Regions from separate parts of the Homo sapiens genome. Here region 2 is linked to region 1. The links are chromatin contacts, found by Hi-C or POLR2A ChIA-PET in ENCODE. All regions are on one chromosome and are shown on one strand. Each heading gives the region's core, a stretch centred on a gene start or an enhancer-like site at or near the end of the contact. The rest is flanking DNA. Distances are from core to core; before and after follow the strand shown. Region 1 has its middle 40 kb from the start of ERBIN. Region 2 has its middle 81 kb from the start of ERBIN.

Region 1 (4,513 bases), core at 1,110-3,609:
CCAGCACTATCTTCCAAGAGCTTATGCAGTATTTGATCCACCAACTGAATTCCACATAATATCCATCTGACCAGAAGACCAATTTTTTGTTTGTTTGTTTGTTTGTTTGTATGTTTTTTGTTTTTTTGAGATGGAGTCTCACTCTGTCCCCCAGGCTGGAGTGCAGTGGTGTGATCTCGGCTCACTGCAACCTCCGCCTCCCAGGTTCAAGCAATTCTCCTGCCTCAGCCACCCGGGTAGCTGAGATTACAAGTGGCACCACCATGCCCGGCTAATTTTTTTGGATTTTTAGTAAATACATGGTTTCACCATGTTGGTCAGGCTGGTCTTGAGCTCCTGACTTCGTGATCCGCCCGCCTTGGCCTCCCAAAGTGCTGTGATTACAGGCGTGAGCCACCGCCCCCAGCCCAGAACACATCCCCTTTTTACAGCAAAGGAGATGTGACAGTGGGCCCATGACCTTGGAATTTCCCTGGTCTTCATCACATACCGAACCAACCAGAAGCTACTAGCCAGATAGAGAATTGGAATGGTTTGCTGAAAACGTGCTTAAGCACCAGCTCAAAGCCAATAATTTGTGAGGATGGGGCATTATCCTCCAGGGTGCAGTGTCCCAGTGGGAAGAATCATGAGACTGAGAACCAAGGGGCAGAAGAAGGAATGATCCTACTTATTATCATTCCCAATGACCCATCTAGGGACTTTGTGCTGCCCATCTGCATTGCATTAGTTTCTGCAGGGTTAGAGATTCTGATCCCCACAGGAAGAACACTGCCTTCAGGAAACACAATAAGAGTCCTGTTGAACCATAAGCAGGTTGTCCTTGAGCACTTCGAGCTCCTTGCATTGAGGGACCAGCAGACAAGAAGAGGAGTCACTCTCTAGGCAAAGATAATTGACTGATTATCAGAAAGAGACAGGGCTGCTAGTACACAATAGGACATGGACGACTATGTTGTGGAACTCAGGTAATCTACTTGGGCATCCTTGTTACCTCCTTGCCAAATGGTGATGGAAATAGACAAAGGAAGTGTCCCTTGCCTGAGAAGGACATGGAGACCATGGGCTCATTCCCCTTAGGAATGATAGTCTGGGTCATGCCACCAGGTAAGCCACCAAAACCAGTAGAGATGTTAGCTGAGGGCCCAGGGATTTTAGAATGGTTAAGAGAAGAGATAAAGTGAGTACCAGTTGCAGTCTCAAGACCAGTCACAGCAGCAGGTGTAGTTTGTTCCACCAACCTTCCCCTTCTAAGGAAGACAGCCCCATTCATACATGAAGCAATGAATCCAAGTAGCACATGGGGTAGTCTATGCTGAACATGGAGATGATCTGCCCAGATCCCCCTGTGAGGAAAGATTTGCTGTCTCAGCTGCTGGGAATGCAATTGACAGACAGCCTTCAACTGTCAGTTCTTGTAGAAATTGGCTCAGCTGCAGAAATCCCCCCTACCAAGGTTACATCCCTCTGGAGGTAGTCCTTATCCAATGACTGGAGTGAGAGTACAAATGTCTGGCTACTTTGGCTCACTGTGGGATAACCCTGAGGAGCCATTTCAGCTCCAGAGCTCCCCTTAGAATTGGCTGAGGCTGCCAGGCTGGCATCACAGCTTGGCTTCTCCCTCTGCCTGATTCTTCCTTCTCTTCTTTCCTAATAAATATCCCAAACACTAAGCTGTGTTTCGGAGTCTGCCTCCCAGGGCACCCAAACTGCAAGTAGAGAATCCTGTTTCCCGGAGTTTCCCTCATCTGCTAATTTCTTTTGTTAGTGACGTCCACGTGAGGTCTATAGGTTGCCTTGTGCAGAGCTGGCACCTCACCTGTCTGAGCCACCACAACCCTGCATTTATTCCTTTCATTACAGCACTCACCACATCACGTTGAATTGTCATCTATGTTACTGTGTTAGTCTTTTCCTCTGAATGATTCGTCTCATTCAGGAAACCAGGGACCCTTTCCTCACCAACTTTTGTGTTCCCAGCACCTAGTGCATATTCAGTGCTTAAACGGTGTTGTTGAATAGTGATGAGTGATGGGAGAAGGCTTAGCCTTAAACAGGCTTTTTGTTTGACTTCTGGAAGTTCTAAGCCTTTATATAAAAAAGTGAAGATCTTTATTAGACTATTTGCTAAATTTGGCTCTGCATCAAAAACAGTCATACTGATCACATCAGAATTTATTTTCCCTTTGTGTTTGAGTATGAATCAAATGATAAGTGGCTACCAGCAGCAAAGGATTTTCCAAGCAAGGGTGAAGGGTGAATATCCTGGAAGTCAGTGCCTTCCTGGTGACATAGCAGTTGTCATTTACTAAGAAGCTGCTGTGCTCCAGGCATAATGCTCAGCCCATGAGTCAGAGAGAGAGAGAGAGAGAGAGAGACAGAGAGAGAGAGAGAGAGAGAGAGAGACAGAGAGAGACAGAGAGAGGGAGAGAGAAGACCATCCTACCCTAGGCAGGCTAATCTAATGTGGAAGACAGGTAAGTAAATAACTTGCAACCGGGCGCGGTGGCTCACGCCTGTAATCCCAGCACTTTGGGAGGCCGAGGCGGGCGGATCACGAGGTCAGGAGATCAAAACCATCCTGGCTAACATGGTGAAACCCCGTCTCTACTAAAAATGCAAAAAATTAGCCGGGTGCCTGTAGTCCCAGATACTCGGGAGGCTGAGCCAGGAGAAAGGCATGAACCCGGGAGGCGGAGCTTGCAGCGAGCCGAGATAGTGCCACTGCAGCCGGCATGGGCGAAAGAGCAAGACTCCGTCTCAAAAAATAAAAAATAAAATAAAGTAAAAATAACTTGCATGTAGATAAACCATGTTCTTCCTCAAACACCTGTGACAGCATCAGTACCAGGATGAGAGTGAAATGTGAAGCAGCAAGGATTCTTTGAAGTGAGATAATAAAAGCCAACAATAACCTGACTTTCAGGGGACACACACACACACACACACACACACACACACACATTATATAGGCCAACTGCATTGGCCAGTTTACCTCTGAGTTCCCCTTCCTCAGCAGTGTAGGAAGGAGCAACCTTGCGTTTCCTCCAGTGGTAAGGGTGCCACGAATGTAGTGGCACAGAACATAGTCCCAGGCCAAGGTGCTGGATACATGGGTGGAACTTCATTTCCTGAAATTTGGGAGTGGAGTGGGCAAGTCTGGAACCCTAAAGGAAAGGAGGAATTACAGGGGTAAGATTAGGTACTAACAAGACTTGGCCACATCAACGCAACACACCACATGGGAGGCCTGGGTTCAGTCCCCGGCCCATTAAAAAAAAAAAAAAAAAGGCCGGGCATGGTAGCTCATGCCTGTAATTTTAGCATTTTGGGAAGCTGAGGCCAGTGGATCACTTGAGGCCAGGAGTTCAAGACCAGCCTGGCCAACAGGGCAAAACTCCGTCTCTGCTAAAAATACAAAAATTAGCTGGGTGTGGTGGTGTGCACCTGTAATCCCAGCTACTCAGGAGGCTGAGGCATGAGAATAGCTTGAACCCAAGAAGGCAGAGGCTGCAGTGAGCTGAGATTGTGACACTGCACTCCAGCCTGGGTGACAAAGCAAGACTCTATCTCAAAAAAAAGAAAGAAGGAAGGAAGGAAAGGAAAGGAAAGGAAAGGAGAGGAGAGGAGAGGAGAGGAGAGGAGAGGAGAGGAGAGGAGAGGAGAGGAGAGGAGAGGAGAGGAGAGGAAAGGAAAGGAAGAAAGAAAGGCAGGAAAGGAAAGGAAAGGAAGAAAGACTTGGCCACAAAAGCAAAGTCAGAGTCCTTTCCTGCCTGGAAGGACTAGAAGCAGCAATGATTTTGCTGAACACCATGGAGCTAATGGCCCTGGATCTGTGACTCTTCTGGTCTAAGAACAAGCTCTGTGGTGGGATTAAACTACAAGTAAGGATTGTTGTGTGACTGTGTGACCCTGTTTTATAAAAGGAGCCAGAGCAATCCATTAGAACTACCACCTGAGGCCATATAAACCAAGGGAAACCAGCTCTCATCAAGGAAGTAGCCCGAAACCTTAAACTAGTTTTTGTTGTATTTTTTTTAAAGTTTTTAAATTGAAACATAATAATTGTACAGATTTGTGGGGTATGTGTGGTATTTTGATACATACATACAATGTGTAATGATCTAATCAAGGTAGTTAGTATATTCATCACCTCAAACATTTATCATTTCTTTGTGTTGGGAACATTTCAAATATTCTCTTCTAGCTATTTTGGAATATACAATATACTGTTGTTAACTATAGTCATTCTACTGTGCTATCAAACACTAGAACTTAACTCCTCTTATCTAACTATATTTTTGTAACCATTAACTAACTTGTCTTCAGCTCCTACCACCTGCCCCACCGTTTCCAGTCTCTAGTAACCATCATTCTACTCTCTACCTCCATGAGATCAACTTCTTACTTCCACATGTAAGTGAGGACAATTTTGTCTTTCTGTGCCTGGCTTACTTCACTTAACATAATGATCTCCAGTTCCATTCAGGTACATTTGCATTGCATTTTAATC
Region 2 (4,322 bases), core at 1,086-3,585, 41 kb after region 1:
AAAGGGCTAATATCCAGAATCTACAATGAACTTAAACAAATTTACCAGAAAAAAACAAACCCATCAAAAAGTGGGCAAAGGATATGAACAGACACTTCTCAAAAGAAGACATTTATGCAGCCAACAGACACATGAAAAAATGGTCATCATCACTGGTCATCAGAGAAATGCAAATCAAAACCACAATGAGATACCGTCTCACACCAGTTAGAATGGCGATCATTAAAAAGTCAGGAAACCACAGATGTTGGAGAGGATGTGGAGAAATAGGAACACTTTTACACTGTTGGTGGGAGTGTAAATTAATTCAACCATTGTGGAAGACAGTGTGGTGATTCCTCAAGGATCCAGAACTAGAAATACCATTTGACCCAGGGATCCCATTACTGGGTATATACCCAAAGGATTATAAATCATGCTACTATAAAGACACATGCACACATATGTTTATTGCGGCACTATTCACAATAGCAAAGACTTGGAACCAACCCCAAATGTCCATCAATAATAGGCGCAATAAAGAAAATGTGGCACATATACACCATGGAATACTATGCAGCTACAAAAAAGGATGAGTTTATATCCTTTGCAGGGACGTGGATGAAGCTGGAAACCATCATTCTCAGCAAAATATCACAAGGACAGAAAACCAAATACTGCATGTTCTCACTCATAAGTGGGAATTGAACAATGAGAACACATGGACATAGGGAGGGGAACATCACACACTGGGACTTTTGTGGGGCGGGGGCCTGGGGGAGGGATAGCGTTAGGAGAAATACCTAATGTAAATGATGAGTTGATGGGTGCAGCAAACCAACATGGCACATGTATACCTATGTAAGAAACTTGCACGTGGTGCACATGTGCCCTAGAACTTAAAACATAATAATAATAAAAATTGATGATTTGAATAGTCATTTCTTCAAATAAGATATATAAATGGCCAAGAAGCACATGAAAAAGATGCTCAATGTCACTAATCATTAGGGAAATAAAAATTATACCCATGATGGAAGAAGTATACTTCATATGCACTAGGATGGCTACTATTAAAAAAACAACAACAACAACCAGAAAACAACAAGAGCTGGCAAGGATGTGAGGAAATTGGAACTATTGTGCATTGCTGGAGGGATAGTAAAATGGTACATCTGCTATAAAAAACAATATGGTGGTTCCTTAAAATATTAAACAGAGAATTTGCATATGTGATGGTTAATTTTATGTGACAACTTGACTGGGCCACCATGTGCCCAAATATTCGATAAAACATTATTCTGGGTGTGTCTGTGAAGGTGTTTCAGGATGAGATTAACATTTGAATCAGTAGACTCAGTAAAGTAGATTGCTCACCCCAATGTGAGTAGGCCTCATCCAACCCATTGAAGGCCCTGAATGGAACAAAAGGCTGAGTAGGGAAGGATTCACTGTATCTGATCTGATCTTTGACCTGGGACGTCAGTTTCCCCCTGCCTTTGGACTTGAACTTAAACTAGAACTTACACCATTGCCTCTTCTGGTTCTCAGGCCTTTGGACTCAGTGTGGAAATATATTATCAGTTCTCTTGATACTACAGCTTGCAAACTGCTGATCTTGGGACTTCCACTCCTGGGTAGTCCATTCTTCCATCCAAAAGAATGAAAACAAGGTCTTAGAGATTTACACACCAATGTTTGTAGCTGCATTGTTCACAGTAGTCAAAAGCTAGAAACAATTCAAATGTCCACTGATGGATGGATAAAGAAAATATGGCGGCCAGGAGTGGTGGCTCATGCCCGTAATCCCAACATTTTAGGAGGCCGAGGCAGGAGGATCACCTGAGATCAGGAGTTCGACACCAGCCTGATCAACATGGAGAAACTGTGTCTCTACTAAAAACACAAAATTAGCCAGGTGTGGTGGCACATGCCTGTAATCCCAGCTACTCGGGAGGCTGAGGCTGGAGAACTGCTTGAACCCAGAAGCGGGAGGTTGTGGTGAGCCAAGATTGCACCACTGCACTCCAGCCTGGGCAACAGGAATGAAACTCTGTCTCAAAAAAAAAAAAAAAGAAAGAAAATATAGTGTGTGTGTGTGTGTGTGTGTGTGTGTGTGTGTGTGTGTAATATTATTCAGCCTTAAAAAGGGAAGGGAATTCTTAACATAACATAGATGAATCTCGAGGCTAAGTAAATTAAGCTAGACACAAAGAACAAATGCTGTATGATTCCACTTATATAACATATCTAGGGTAGTCAAATTCATAGAGACAGAAAGTAGAATTGTGGTTGCCACAGGCTGGGTGGGAGGGCAAAATGAGTTGTTGTGTAATGGGTACAAGTTTCAGTTTTGCAAGAAGAGTTCTGGAGATAGATAGTGGTGATGATTGCACAACAATGTGAATATGTTTAATGTCACAGAACTGTATATTTAAAAGTGCTTTAAGTGGCAAATTTTATGTTATGCTATTATCTTATCTCAATTTAAAAAACAACTGTTAGGCTGGGCATAGTGGCTGTAATCCCAGCACTTTGGGAGGCCAAGGAAGGAGGATTACTTGAATCCGGGAGTTCAAGACCAGCCTGGGCAACATGGCAAAACCCTGTCTCTAAAAAATACAAAAATTAGCCAGTTAGCTCGGTGTGGTGGCATGTTCCTGTAGTCCCAGCTACTCGGGAGGCAGGGAGGATCACTTGAGCCCAGGAGGTGGAGATTGCAGTGAGATGAAATTGCGCCATTGCAATCCAGCCTGGGTGAGAGAGTGAGACACTGTTTCAATAAAAATAAAAATAAAATAAAAAACAATTGTTCTCTACATAGAGGTATGTATTCGTTTATTTATTTATTTATTTATTTATTTATTTATTTATTTATTTTTTAAGAGACAATCTATCACCCAGGCTGAAGTGCAGTGGGAGGATCATAGCTCCCCATGCCCGGCTAATTTTTTTTTTTTTTTTTAGAGACAGGGTCTTGCTATCTTGCCCAGGCTGGTCTCAAACTCCTGGGCTCAAGCAATCCTCTCACTTCAGCCTCCCAAAACACTGGGATTGTCAGAGGCATTTGAACCAGAGCAACTCCATCTTGGAAAGGGGCTGGGTAAAATGAGGCTGAGACCTATTGGGCTGCATTTTCAGACAGTTAAGGCATTCTAAGCCACAGGATGAGATAGGAGATTGGCACAAAATACAGGTCATAAAGACCTTGCTGATAAAACAAGTTGCAGTAAAGAAGCTGGCCAAAACCCACCAAAACCAAGATGGCGATGAGAGTGGCCTCTGGTTGTCCTCACTGCTACACTCCTGCCAGCAGCATGACAGTTTGCAAATGCCATGGCAACGTCAGGAAGATACCTATGTGGTCTAAAAGGGGAGGCATGAATAATCCACCCCTTGTTTAGCATATCATCAAAAAATAACCATAAAAATGGGCAACCAGCAGCCCTTAGGGCTGCTCTGTCTATGGAGTAGCCATTCTTTATTCCTTTACTTTCCTAATAAACTTGCTTTCATTTTAGTCTGTGGACTGGCCCCTAATTCTTTCTTGTGTAAGATCCAAGAACCCTCTCTTGGGGTCTGGATAAGAACCCCTTTCCAATAACAGGACTACAGGCATGAGCCACCATGCCTGGCCTTATATCTATTATGACTAAGGAAGATCTAACTTGTCAGAAAACTATCTAAAGCCTTTAAAAAACAGAAAACTTAGATTCATCTCAATTCATATTCTCTTGCCCATGGTCTGGCCTACATTGGGAGGTATTAGTGGCATCAATCCAAATTTACAGGAATTAACTTCTATCCTCTCAGTTCCCTTCAATCCAATTAGGTTTATTTACATATGACCCTTATTTCTCCAGATTGCGCCAGATCCTTATAGACACGGAGAGATTTATCTTCATCAGGTTCTGGGCTAGAGGGGGGTCACTATTCCTGTGACCCTAGTCTGCACCACTCTCTCAGGCATGCTCAACAACCTCAGCTCATGGTCGCAAAAGGAACACGTCCCCTTCTCTTCAATCTGATGGTAAGTTTCTGTTCTTTTCGGGGACTCTCTCCTCAGAGTTGGAGCAGCTTTCATCTCTCCTAATGGGAGAACTTTATTCTCAGTCCCAAAATCCCTTTTGCTGATGCAGTGACGAGGTGAAACTAAGGTGGACCAATGGTGCTTGAGTGGGGCTGGGGTGAGCACGAAGTGATACTGACAAGAGTGCCGGGTCACAACAGACCTGGGCAGGATGGGCTTCTGCCCGGGCTCCATAAGACCCAGGCATCTCAGCAGCTGCCTGATTCTCTGTCTGACTCTGACAGCATCCAGAACTTAGAAGTCTACCCTGTAG

What was found. A loop is a pair of places that touch in the nucleus more often than their neighbours do. ChIA-PET counts read pairs that join two places held with the same protein, here RNA polymerase II (POLR2A). Pooled maps may share reads with other maps.
Region 2: a loop to region 1 is called in a map of dorsolateral prefrontal cortex, with 2.2 times the contacts of the local background. The contact joins two enhancer-like sites. A Hi-C loop is called at or near these places in 3 of 168 maps with a recorded cell type or tissue (A673, dorsolateral prefrontal cortex and endothelial cell of hepatic sinusoid) and 2 of 50 pooled maps. POLR2A ChIA-PET finds 5 or more read pairs at or near these places in 6 of 52 experiments (AG04449, CD8-positive, alpha-beta T cell, GM10248 and 3 more).

The regions. Positions count from the first base shown.
Region 1 is chr5:65,883,922-65,888,434 of GRCh38, reverse strand. No RefSeq gene overlaps it. Among named protein-coding and RNA genes, the nearest start is that of ERBIN, 40 kb to the left of the region's middle. Within about 2 kb of position 2,359, at least 2 of the 41 ENCODE cell types and tissues checked have a DNase peak (open chromatin) inside an H3K27ac peak, as active enhancers do.
Region 2 is chr5:65,843,469-65,847,790 of GRCh38, reverse strand. No RefSeq gene overlaps it. Among named protein-coding and RNA genes, the nearest start is that of ERBIN, 81 kb to the left of the region's middle. Within about 2 kb of position 2,335, at least 2 of the 41 ENCODE cell types and tissues checked have a DNase peak (open chromatin) inside an H3K27ac peak, as active enhancers do.